2 separate regions of the Homo sapiens genome follow, and region 1 is linked to region 2. A link is a contact called in ENCODE Hi-C or POLR2A ChIA-PET data. All regions are on one chromosome and are shown on one strand. Each heading gives the region's core, a stretch centred on a gene start or an enhancer-like site at or near the end of the contact. The rest is flanking DNA. Distances are from core to core; before and after follow the strand shown.

Evidence for each region. Hi-C counts contacts between places; a loop is a spot of excess contacts on that map. ChIA-PET counts read pairs that join two places held with the same protein, here RNA polymerase II (POLR2A). Pooled maps may share reads with other maps.
Region 1: a loop to region 2 is called in a pooled map, with 3 times the contacts of the local background. The contact joins two enhancer-like sites. A Hi-C loop is called at or near these places in 7 of 50 pooled maps. POLR2A ChIA-PET finds 5 or more read pairs at or near these places in 4 of 52 experiments (K562, Panc1, T-cell and 1 more).

Annotation. Positions count from the first base shown.
Region 1 is chr11:118,215,613-118,221,011 of GRCh38, reverse strand. All of the region lies in intron 1 of JAML (junction adhesion molecule like), which reads left to right. Among named protein-coding and RNA genes, the nearest start is that of JAML, 6.7 kb to the left of the region's middle. Within about 2 kb of position 3,316, at least 3 of the 41 ENCODE cell types and tissues checked have a DNase peak (open chromatin) inside an H3K27ac peak, as active enhancers do.
Region 2 is chr11:118,043,776-118,049,416 of GRCh38, reverse strand. The region is part of intron 1 of SMIM35 (small integral membrane protein 35); the gene reads left to right. Among named protein-coding and RNA genes, the nearest start is that of TMPRSS4, 30 kb to the left of the region's middle. Within about 2 kb of position 4,041, at least 3 of the 41 ENCODE cell types and tissues checked have a DNase peak (open chromatin) inside an H3K27ac peak, as active enhancers do.

The sequences.
Region 1 (5,399 bases), core at 2,067-4,566, 170 kb before region 2:
AATTGATAATTTTACTTGCCACCTCCAGAGTCACCCTTGGCTTTGTTTTGCTGTGATTTGGAATTCAGCGGGGGCAGAGAGCCCACTTCATTTTAAGGCCATCAGGGGCTAGAATTCTGTCCTCAGGGTCTTTCAGCCCTCAGGACAGTCCCATTTTCAGCAGCTGAGCTTGTGGCAGAGGGTACAAGCTGTGCGGGGCTTTTTCCCATGTATCCCATTGGGGCAGTTTGCCTTCCAGTGGCCTGGCCATCTGCACTGAGGGCACTTACCTGGAGGAGTGTCCTTAGGGCAACCTGGAGGGAGCTGAGGGCTTCTAAATCAGCCAACAATTGAGCCTGCCTTTCTTCCCTGCATTTTTCTTTCTCCTTAGCCCTGGCCTCCTTATTCTGCTCTTGGTTATAAAAGATCGAGGAGGCCAAGTTGAGGATTCTTTGCATAGGGACCACGCTGTATTACACAAGAAAAGTAGATGTTTCTTTTTGAGAGTCTGAGGGTTAAATTTGTCTCAATGTTTTAGGATGCAATGCAGAGGTGAGTCTGAAGGAACAGATGGGATTTGTCCCATGGTGGGACTGGAAAATGATGAGCCAACCTCTGGGGGCTAATGTCCGCTGGGGACACAAACTGCTTTCTCTTGAGGCTTCTCGCTGAGGAAAAGCGTTCCACTCTCATCCACTGATGGACTTGGGTGCACTTTCTAAAGGGCATCCCAGCTATCAGAAAGACTTCTCTGCACTGGGGCCTTGCACCGGATAATCGGTTCAGGTATGAGGAGAGGGGAGGTGAATGGGGAGACTCACTGCTCTGAGGTTGCTTGAGCTCACCTAGTTTGGGAACATCCAGAGCAGGAGGTTTGCCTGTCTTCATGGGGAGAATTTAGAGTGAGAAAGAGGTGGGTCTGAGTTCCCCAAACCATGTGTGCCAATTGTGACACATAGAGGGACTTTTGACCAGAAAAGGTAGGAGAGGGTTTTCCTCTCTCCCGGGCAAGGCAGACAAAACTCTTCAGCCCCTGGCCTTCAGGCCACACCAGGAAGTGGCCCTGGTCAGTTGTCATAAGTCACCAGAGGGATACTAGAGTTTGTTTCAGTTGAAAACTGAAAAGGAAAGCAAACTCTGATTGGGTGGTGACTTCTCACCAGGACCTTCTGGTCCACAGGGAGCAGCCCTGGCCAGGACCTTCAGCTGTCTCCAAACTTGGATGCTGTTCACTGAGATAGTGGAGTTGGAGAGGCAAGGGACAGAGTAGGGGAGAGGTCCCCAAGCAATCCCCTTTTGGATCACCAAAATGTTGCGGGTAGTGACTAGCTAGGGCCGATGTCACCGGCAGCAAATGTATTTACCAAGACAGTCATAGGAAAGAAAGGCAGATTTATTAGAGAAGGTATGAAAACATGTTGCAAGGTTGTAATGGGCAGCACAGCAGAGAAGGCACTGTCTGCAAAGAGGCAGGGGCTGAAGGGAAGTTTTATAGGGTGGTGCTGGAGGGGGCTACCTGTGAAAGAAGTCATTGTGCCCATAGAAGTCATTGTGCCCTCAGGTTGTTTGATTAGCTATGTCTCAGAACAGTTGTTCATTGTTCTTCCTCACCTGGGTCCTCCCCAGCTGGGACCCCTCCTCATTGTTGCTTACTTAACAGGACTACACACATACTGTTCTCCATAGTGGCTGTACTAGTTTGCATTCCTACCAATAATGTATAAGAGTCCCCTTTTCTCTGCATCCTCACCAGCATTTGTTGTTTTTTTGTCTTTTTGATAATAACCACCCTAACTGGTATGAGATGATAACTCATTGTGGGTTTGATTTGCATTTCCATGATTACTGATATTGAACATTTTTTTCCATATATGTGTTGGCCATTTGTATGTCTTCTCTTGAGAAATGTCTGTTCAGACCATTTGCCCATTTTTAACCCCCCATACACTATTAGTAATAGAAAAGAAGATCCTGATAGTTATAACCCCCTAGAAGGACAGAAGGTATTTGCCAGAATTTATACTGTGAAAGAACCATGAGCTCAGGTCAAAATATTTGGCCAACAGATGAGATAACTTACTATGGAGAATTATCTCCAAACATCTGCTGAGGAGATAAATCAGTATCTGGAAAGAGAAGGAAGCAGTGTAGAAGTTGTGAATGTCAATGGTGTCTATTATCAAGGTGCTTAAGGTGCTTCTGAATGCTTTTGCTGGATTTTTTTTAAAACTGAAATTCATTTTATTCATCTACATATGCAACCAGAATTTTGTTATTCAGCTAAATATGTATATATAAAATTCAGAATTTGTGGGTGTTGGTGAATATATAGATAGGAATTTGCAAATATCTGTCAACTCACTAGGAAATTCAAACTTGAATAGTGTTCTTGGTAAATGTCCAAGGTGTTATGAACTCATTTGACAAGTAGTTACTGAGGATGTCCCCGTACCTCACACCATGCTGGCACTGGAAGTGTGGTGGCTCATGGGCATGGCTCTTGGCTTCATGGAGCTTATAGTCTTGGGGGTGGAGGTAGAGAGCAGGGTCTTAATTAAATGAGCACACAAATAAATAGATAATTAGACATAGTGGCCCATGCCCTAAAGGAAAGGTAGAGGTACTATTAAGACATGTGGCTGCCGGGCATAGCAGCTCACGCCTGTAGTCCCAGCCCTTTGGTAGGCTGAAGTGGGTGGATCACCTGAGGTGGGGAGTTTGAGACCAGCCTGGCCAACATGGTGAAACCCTGTCTCTACTAAAAGTACAAAATTAGCCAGGCATGGTGGCTCATGCCTGTAATCCCAGCTACTCAGGAGGCCGAGGCAGGAGAATCACTTGAACCCGAGAGGCGGAGGTTGCGGTGAGCTGAGATCGTGCCATTGCACTCCAGCCTGGGCAACAAGACTGAAACTCCATCTCAAAATAAAAAAAAAGACATGTGGCTTGGGGACCTGTCCTGGGATGAGTGGTTGAAGAGAGGTTTCCCGAGGAAATGATATTTAACTTGAGATGTGAGCGAGGAGCAGGTGTTAACTGGGTGAAGGCCTGAGCAAGGTGGATTGGTAGACCATTCAGTCAGGAGGAACAGATTAATCTTGTTTAGACAAATAAACTTCAGAAAAGCTTTGCTCTAAAATATTGATTACTTTCTCAAATGTGGAGGAAGAGCATAGTGTGGCAAAGACACAGGCTCGGATCCAGGATGGCTGGGTTTGAATCCTCGCTCTGCCACTTGCTCTGTGTTCTTAGGCAAGTCACATTGTCATTCTCTGCCTCATTTCCTCATCTGTAAAACCTCATGGGGTTGTTGTGAGGATTAAATGAGTTACTGTGTAAAGCACCCAGGGCCTGGCATTAACCTTCTCTGCTTTATTACACATCAACTACTGATTTCTAGTGTGCTGCTATATTAAGAAAAAGGTCTGATCTTTTAATATTGAAAACAAGGCCCGGTGATTTTCCCAAAGATCAAAGAGTTGGTTAAAGGAAGATCTGAGCCCAGAAGAGCATTTAAAAAAAACTTTTAGTAATTTTTCCGCTAAAATCATTGCTTCTGTCTTCACGGAGTTCTAGAGGTGCATCCGAGTATGTAGGACTGACAATGAGCGTTTTCCATTCATGATACTCATGTTTCTTAGCATTTGTTTGAAGATGGTTTGGATGTGGCTCTGAGTTACTCGGCTTTAGTGCCAAGATTCAGAATCTTTTTAGAGTCGCTGGCTTCCTCTTAGAATAGAGTGGAGCGGGGACTGCTGCAAGATGCCTTTAAGTTGATTTCAACTTAATGGTCACATTGTCAGCTATGAGCATTTATCCAGTATATGCCAGGCATTTTGCCGGTGCTGCCCCACGGTAACAGGACACACATCTAAATAAGGCACGTATGGTGCTGCCTTTTAGAGTCTGCAGACTTGAGTTGGTGGCAGACATATAAATTAGTCATTACTCCTCCATGCGGTTGGTGAGCTGCAGGGGGAATGTCCCACTGCTAAGTGCTGTTTTCTGGGCAGAGGAGGGAGCACAACCAACTCCCTGGGGAAGGCAACAGATGTCCCAGATGTGATGAACTTATGTTAGGACACACCATAAAGGAAGCCCCTTATGACCTTCATCCATGTATGTATGGGGCAAGGTGGGTGGCACGGAGCAGGAATGGGGTTTTGCTTATGTTGAGAGAGGTCTGTGTTTTCACTAGAGGTTCTTTTGTTTAGGGGAATCTATGTGACTCCTGATATATCTGGCTCAGTGTAATTATTATCCCCATTGTTACAACAAGGTTCAAAAATGGAAACTTAAGTTTCCTGTTCATTCTGATTCATCATTTGCCATTCTTAGAAAGGTAGAAGCTCAGAACCTGAAATCTCCCCTAAAGCTACAAACTCTGTTTCTGACTCTTATCTATATAAAGAATCTTCCATGGTAATGCTTCCTATTTTCAAAGCACTGTTATCTACGTTATACTATTAGATCCTTTCATTATCAATCCCTTTTAAAGGCAAGGAAACAGGTTCAGCAAGATCAGCTGACTTCTCTGTGTAAGTGGGACCTGAGGTAGGAACCTCCTTGAATAGCTTGACTCTGATTTTCCAGGTAGAGGATTTTGTTGATTGGAGAATACGATTAAGGAATGTCTTAAGTAATCAATTTTTTTTTTTTTTTTTGAGACAGAGTCTCGCTCTGTCGCCCAGGCTGGAGTGCAGTGGCGTGATCTCGGCTCACTGCAAGCTCCGCCTACCAGGTTCACGCCATTCTCCTGTCTCAGCCTCCCGTAGCTGGGATTACAGGCGGCCGCCACCATGCCCGGCTAATTTTTTGTATTTTTAGTAGAGATGGGGTTTCACCGTGTTAGCCAGGATGGTCTCGATCTCCTGACCTCGTTATCCGCCCGCCTTGGTCTCCCAAAGTGCTGGGATTACAGGTGTGAGCCACCAGGCCCGGCCAAGTAATCAATGTTTATTAATTAAAATGGCTACCGTATGTGCCAGATGTCCTAGCAGAGCTGGGTGGGGTACCTTGCTGTTAATGCAAAAAACATATCTTTCCTCTTAGCAGATTCTGAGGTGGAATCTCCCCAGCGGCAGGGTGGCCAGGGGTAAAGACCACGGCTGAGGCCAGGAGCAGTAGCAGGTGGGAACTCAAGACTGGTTGCACTGTAACTCCTGAGAGTCAGGGTTCTTCTGTTTAGCTAAGAAAATTTGGGGGTGTTTGGTAGAACAGTGAATCCTTTTCCAGGGGCTGGTAAATGCAATGAAATGAATACTACAGAGATAACATGCATATCAAACACATACTTTTGTCCAATGCACAGCCCAACTCTCATTCTAGCCACACTGCCCTGCCTTTAAAAAGTTAAAAAGAAAAATAAGATAAAAAGTGCACCATGGGCCAGGTGCAGTGGCCCACGCCTGTAATCCCAA
Region 2 (5,641 bases), core at 2,792-5,291:
AGATCGCGCCACTGCACTCCAGCCTGGGTGACAGAGCAAGGCTCTGTCTCAAAAAAAAAAAAAAAAAAAAAAAAAAATTAAGGGTGGAACAAACATGCGAGAATTGCAGCTTCCCTTCAAATCACTCACAGACGGTTCTGGGGTCCCCAGCCAGTGTCTCAAATTCAATGTTTGGACCAGTCTCCCGGCCACTCTTGGCAGGGGCCATTGCCCCTCTCTGGCTCTGTGTGGCATTGTCTCCTGTGGTCCCTGGTGCCAGGGCAGTGGCTACCCTGTGGAGGCCTGGAAAAGATCCCTGACCCCTGCCCACCCCTGACGTTGCTGCTAAAGCTCACGCTGGCAATGTCCCTGGGAAGTTTAGTGAAATAGCGCTCTTACTTAAAAAAATATATTTTTGGTTGCAAAAGTAGTACATTATGATTATTGGCAAAATCATCATCGTTTTCACTTGCTTTTTTTTTTTTTTTTTTGCAGCTCTTCAGCCTAGGCGATAGGCATGAGGCTGCAGGAGGAAGGAAAGCTGAAGGGCAGGTTTTCCCCTTCCCCATCCTGGCCCAGGACCTGTGACACTTCACTCCTTTAGGTCATGTCCTTTCTAGAAAGCACCTCCATCTCTTCCGGGATGGCCTGCTGTTTGGCTATTACTCATGTGTTTAATCTAGGGCCGTGTTTTTTGTTTTTTGTTTTCTGTTGTTTTTTTCCCCCATACTTTATGACTTTTGCATCATTCCTGAGCCAGCTGTATCATTATTTACTTAATTTCTTTCTTTCTTTCTCTCTTTCTCTCTCTCTCTCCTTCCTTGCTTCCTTGCTTCCTTGCTTCCTTCCTTCCTTCCTTCCTTCCTTCCTTCCTTCCTTCCTTCCTTCCTTCCTTCCTTCTTTCTTTCTTCCTTTCTTTCTTATTGAGATGGAGTCTCGCTCTGTCATCCAGGCTGGAGTGCAGTGGCGCAATCTAGGCTCGCTGCAACTTCCACTGCCCAGCTTCAGGTGATTCTCGTGTCTCAGCCTCCTGAGTAGCTGGGACTACAGGAGCACGCCAGCAGGTCCAGCTAATTTTTTTTGTATTTTTAATAGAGACTGGGTTTCGCCATATTGGCCAGGCTGGACTCAAACTCCTGACCTCAGGTGATCTGACCGCCTCAGCGGGATTACAACTGTGAGCCACCGTGCCCGGCCTAATATTTTTCTTAAATCTGACTCACTTTTTTAAATTAATTACTTCCTTTAACCTTGTTCTAAGACATAAAATCCACAAAATCAGGATTTGATATGCTAGTTAAGTCTCTTCTTAAAAACGTGAAAATAAATGCATAGCTATTAAAACAATAAATGGCTCCTGGGTACCACTATGATCACCTCCCATGTTACCAACGGATGCACCCCCACTCTGGGGGCAGTGATGGGGAGGCATGCAGAGAGAGGGCTTGGCGAGGTTCCATCTGAGCCCCAGAGACACCTCCTAAGAGACTGTCAACAAGCCCCTTGAAACGCTCTGGGCTGCTGTCTGCATCTCCTTCTTCCCAAGACACAGACCTTGCCTAGCAAAGCTTAGGCACTCAAGCCAGTACCCTGGGACAAATGTGGAGGGTCACAGAGATCCCCAGCCCACAGAAGGCATTTGCTTAGGCTGCTGTAAAGGAAGCTTTGCCTTGACTGCCCCCAAGGTGAGTGGCCATAGCTCATACTCAAAGTCTCAGTTTGGCTGCTGAAATAACTTATTTGCTTCTCTGTCCATGGGGCTTCTCCGTCCACTAAATCCTTCAAACAGAAGCACTGTTTTCTCCATCTCTCCCAGCCCTCAGTCTCTGGACAGGACAGTCTAAGGTCTGGGATCCTCTGAGATGGCTGTGGCCGGCTGTGGGTGTATTGCCCATGCCTGCTCCTAGATGACATCTTGGCTGTCCTGAGCCACCACCAAGATTCTGTTGAGGAAGAGTCAGGGCAGAAGAGCTGAGCTTCAGGGTGTCATCTGTCAAGAATGCCCCAGAATGCCAACCTCCAAAGCCCCGACTGGGGCCAGGGCTCATTCTTTGGATATTTTCTCTGTCTCCATCTCTCTCCCTTTCTCTCTGTTTTCAGACACACAACAAGTGTATGTATTCTAGAATGCTTGTTAATTGGTTAATTTAGTTAAAAACAGATGAGATCGCCAATAAATCCATGTCACAGACCACGTGTAAACATGTCACAATATGCTAACCCCCTTAGACCCTCGCAGATGCACACAACATGTGGGCCACTGACACAAGGACAAAGTGTGTGTCATTTCTCCCAAGGTCACCGCATTGGGGTGGTGGCTGACTCTCAGCAGCCGGTTTACTCCTAAAACTCATTCAGTGGTAGGGAAGCTCACTTCTATTCCTTGACTTTATCTTGCTTAGGGAAGTAATAAAACTATTCTTGGGACTGGCTTCTACAAAGAAATTTAAAATGTTTATTTATCTTAAACTCCTTTACTCAAAACAATACATTTTCAAATCTAAACATCCTTCTCTCTAAACTTAAGTATGTTCAGTATGACTCTCACTTTCTTCCTCCTCAAAGTGAGATAACCAGAACTAATTACTTTGGGAAACTCCCTATACCGACTCTCATATGAATAGACTTTGATGGACCTGTTCCTCTGTCCTCCAGACTCAAACGGTGTCAGTCTGGCTGTGAAAGAATCCCCTGGGGAGCTTATTGAAAATTACAAATTCCTGGGCCCACCTCTGGAGAGTTTCCTTGGATAGGTCTGGAGTGGGTCCCAGGTACTCCATTCTTTGAAAGATCCGTAGGGAACTCTGAAGAATTTGGGAACAGCTGCTCTATACCTGCCCTGACTTGCCTTAATTGGAGGGACAACTTGGCTCAGACTTAAGGCAAGGTTCTTGATATCCAGGCGTCTGTTGAGGTTGAGGGCTAAGCAGGCAGGAAACTACCTGATGTTAAGACTGCATTTCTGACACAGCCAGGCACCAGGACTTACAGTTTTTTGGGGCCTCCTGGTTCTTCATAAACCCTATCATCAGTGCAAAGGTTGATGCCAATCTTCCTGTGTGCTTGGTAGGAGATCACACATCCATCTAATCTAATGTGGTATCAGACCAAAGTGGCATCATCACTTAAAGATAAAGGGGCCCGACTCTGAGCCTTGTTTTATGTCATAGGAAATTGTGATCTGTCAGGGGCTGTTTCTGCCCACCTTATTGTTGCATTAGAGATCAAAGGCAGACTTTTGGTCATCAGTAGGTGGAGATCTCTATGGGTACTTGGTGCCTAACTGGTCTCTGTCCAGAGGAGGACAAAGGCTACTGATAAATTATTGAAGAGCTGCCAACACTCTATGCTGTTCTAGAAAATTTCACTCTAAGTGAAGGAAAATAACTTATTGAATATCTACCATGTGTCAGGAGCCATATAACTCTCCTTTCACATACACGTCTCACTTAATCTTCACGTTAACCTTGTGAAGTTAATATTTTAATCCCCATTTCAACATAAGAGAGGATTAAAACTCAATCTTGCCCAGAGTAATGATATTTTAGCTTCCAGATGGCCTGGCTCCAAGTCTTTTTCCGTCATCACACACTGCTAAAGCAAATATCCCGATGGTCAAGAGTTAAAAAGATCTGCCTGAAATCTGCTGTCTGTTCATTCATTATACTGGGTTGAAAGATTCAGAGCTGTACATTATCAGAGAGAGAGTGAAGGTAAAGTTTAGAGAGCAGTAAACAAACCAATGGGTCTAGTTTCAAACAGGAGATACTTGATTTTTTATTGTTATGTGATTGGTTTGTTTTCTTCAGCAATATTATTCATCACACAAATATTTCTATTGCAAAAGATGAAAATCATGTGAAATTGATGATACCTGTTTTTGACCTTTAAAAATGACAATTTTATATGGTTCAAGCTAATACTAAGGCAAAACTTGAAAGGCTCTTTTTACTTCTACTCCCTACCCCACTCCCCTGGTTCTTCATAAACCCTATCATCACCTGCTTTACACCTGCCCTGACTTGCCTTAATCATAGGGAGAACCGCAACTTGGTGACAGCCTTTCTCTCTCTCTAGTGTGTGTGTGTGTGTGTGTGTGTGTGTGTGCATGTGTGTATACCATAACTAGAATTATGTGATATCTATTCTTCTGCAACTTGAACTGATCTTTAAAACGTGGAATTGATGAGCAACAGATGAGCAACAAAGGAGGAATTCTTGATTCCAGCTGGAGAAAAGTGTAGGCTCCATAAAACCTGATGTATTGAGGGTGAGGGGGCCTAGAAGCCAATGGAGATGAAAATGTTCCATTTTTCTTGCCAAACCTGGACCTTGGGCAATATCATCTCCACATCTGCCTCCACCATTGATCCTAATAGTAAAGCCTAGGGCCTCCCACTAGGGTCTGTTGTACTTAGGTTTTGAGTTTTAGAACTTCCTTCTGATTTTGTTTGATGTGTTGCTAATCTTCCAGGGGGTTGTGCTGCTTGCTTCTTCATTTTTTGTTTTGTTTTGTTTTAAAGTTCCTTGTCAGTATAATCTAAAAGCTAGAGATGTCCAATCACCTGCTGGAGGTTTCTTCTAAGTGATCAAACTAGGAGGTTTTTTGTTTGTTTGTTTGTTTTGTTTTTTTTTTAGTAGAATGAACTTTTTTTTTTTTTTTTTGGAGATGGAGTCTCACTCTTGCCCAGGCTAAAGTACAGTGGTGCAGTCTCGGCTCACTGCAACCTCTGCCTCATGGGTTCAAGCAACTCTCCTGCCTCAGCCTCCGGAGTAGCTGGAATTACAGGTGCCCGCCACCACGCCTGGCTAATTTTTGTATTTTTAGTAAAGACAGGGTTTCACTGACCTCAAGTGATCTGCCCACCCTCAGCCTCCCAAAATGCTGGGATTACAGGCATGAATCACCGCACCCATCCTAGAAGGAACTTTAAATGGGAGTTGGAGGGGCATCTGGAGAGAAATCATGATTTAGATGGGCGGTGGGATGACCATTTGCAAGATCTCCTGGCTTTAGGTCAGTTCATCCAAATGGCTTGGTAAATAGTAAGGTGCATAATGCCACCATTACCTTCATGCTGCTTGGCACGTACTCACGGCTGCATTTTTTTTTTTTTTTTTTCAATTCTGCCAGACTTCTCAGTGACTAAGATTTGGTTTCTGGAATATGAGTAGATGGATAGATAAGTACAATTAGGGTAGATTCTTACCTAAGTGTAAGGATCTTGATACCTCTGCTTTTTGCATGGGTTTTGAGTGTTACATATCTGCAGGAAACCTGGATTATAGAAAATGCATTTCAATGCACTTCTTCAAGTTTAAGGATTTAGGAACTCCTTCTCTCCAGGGGATAATTTAGACAGAGATAAATATAGGTTGGCATTTTATCGCTTTTTTAACAGCTTTGTTTAGATATAATTCACATAACATACAATTCTCCCATTAGAAGTATATAATTTAATGTTTTTAATATATTCATGCATATCTGCAGCCACCATTACAGTCAATTTTAGAACATTTTCATCGCCTAAAAAAAAAACCCATACCCTTTAGCTAAGATAACCCCCTCCTTTTCTCCCCACTTCCCCTGGCCCCCCCATAACCTACTTTCTTTTTCTTTTCCTTTTTTTTTTTTGAGATGGAGTTTCTCTCTGTCGCCCAG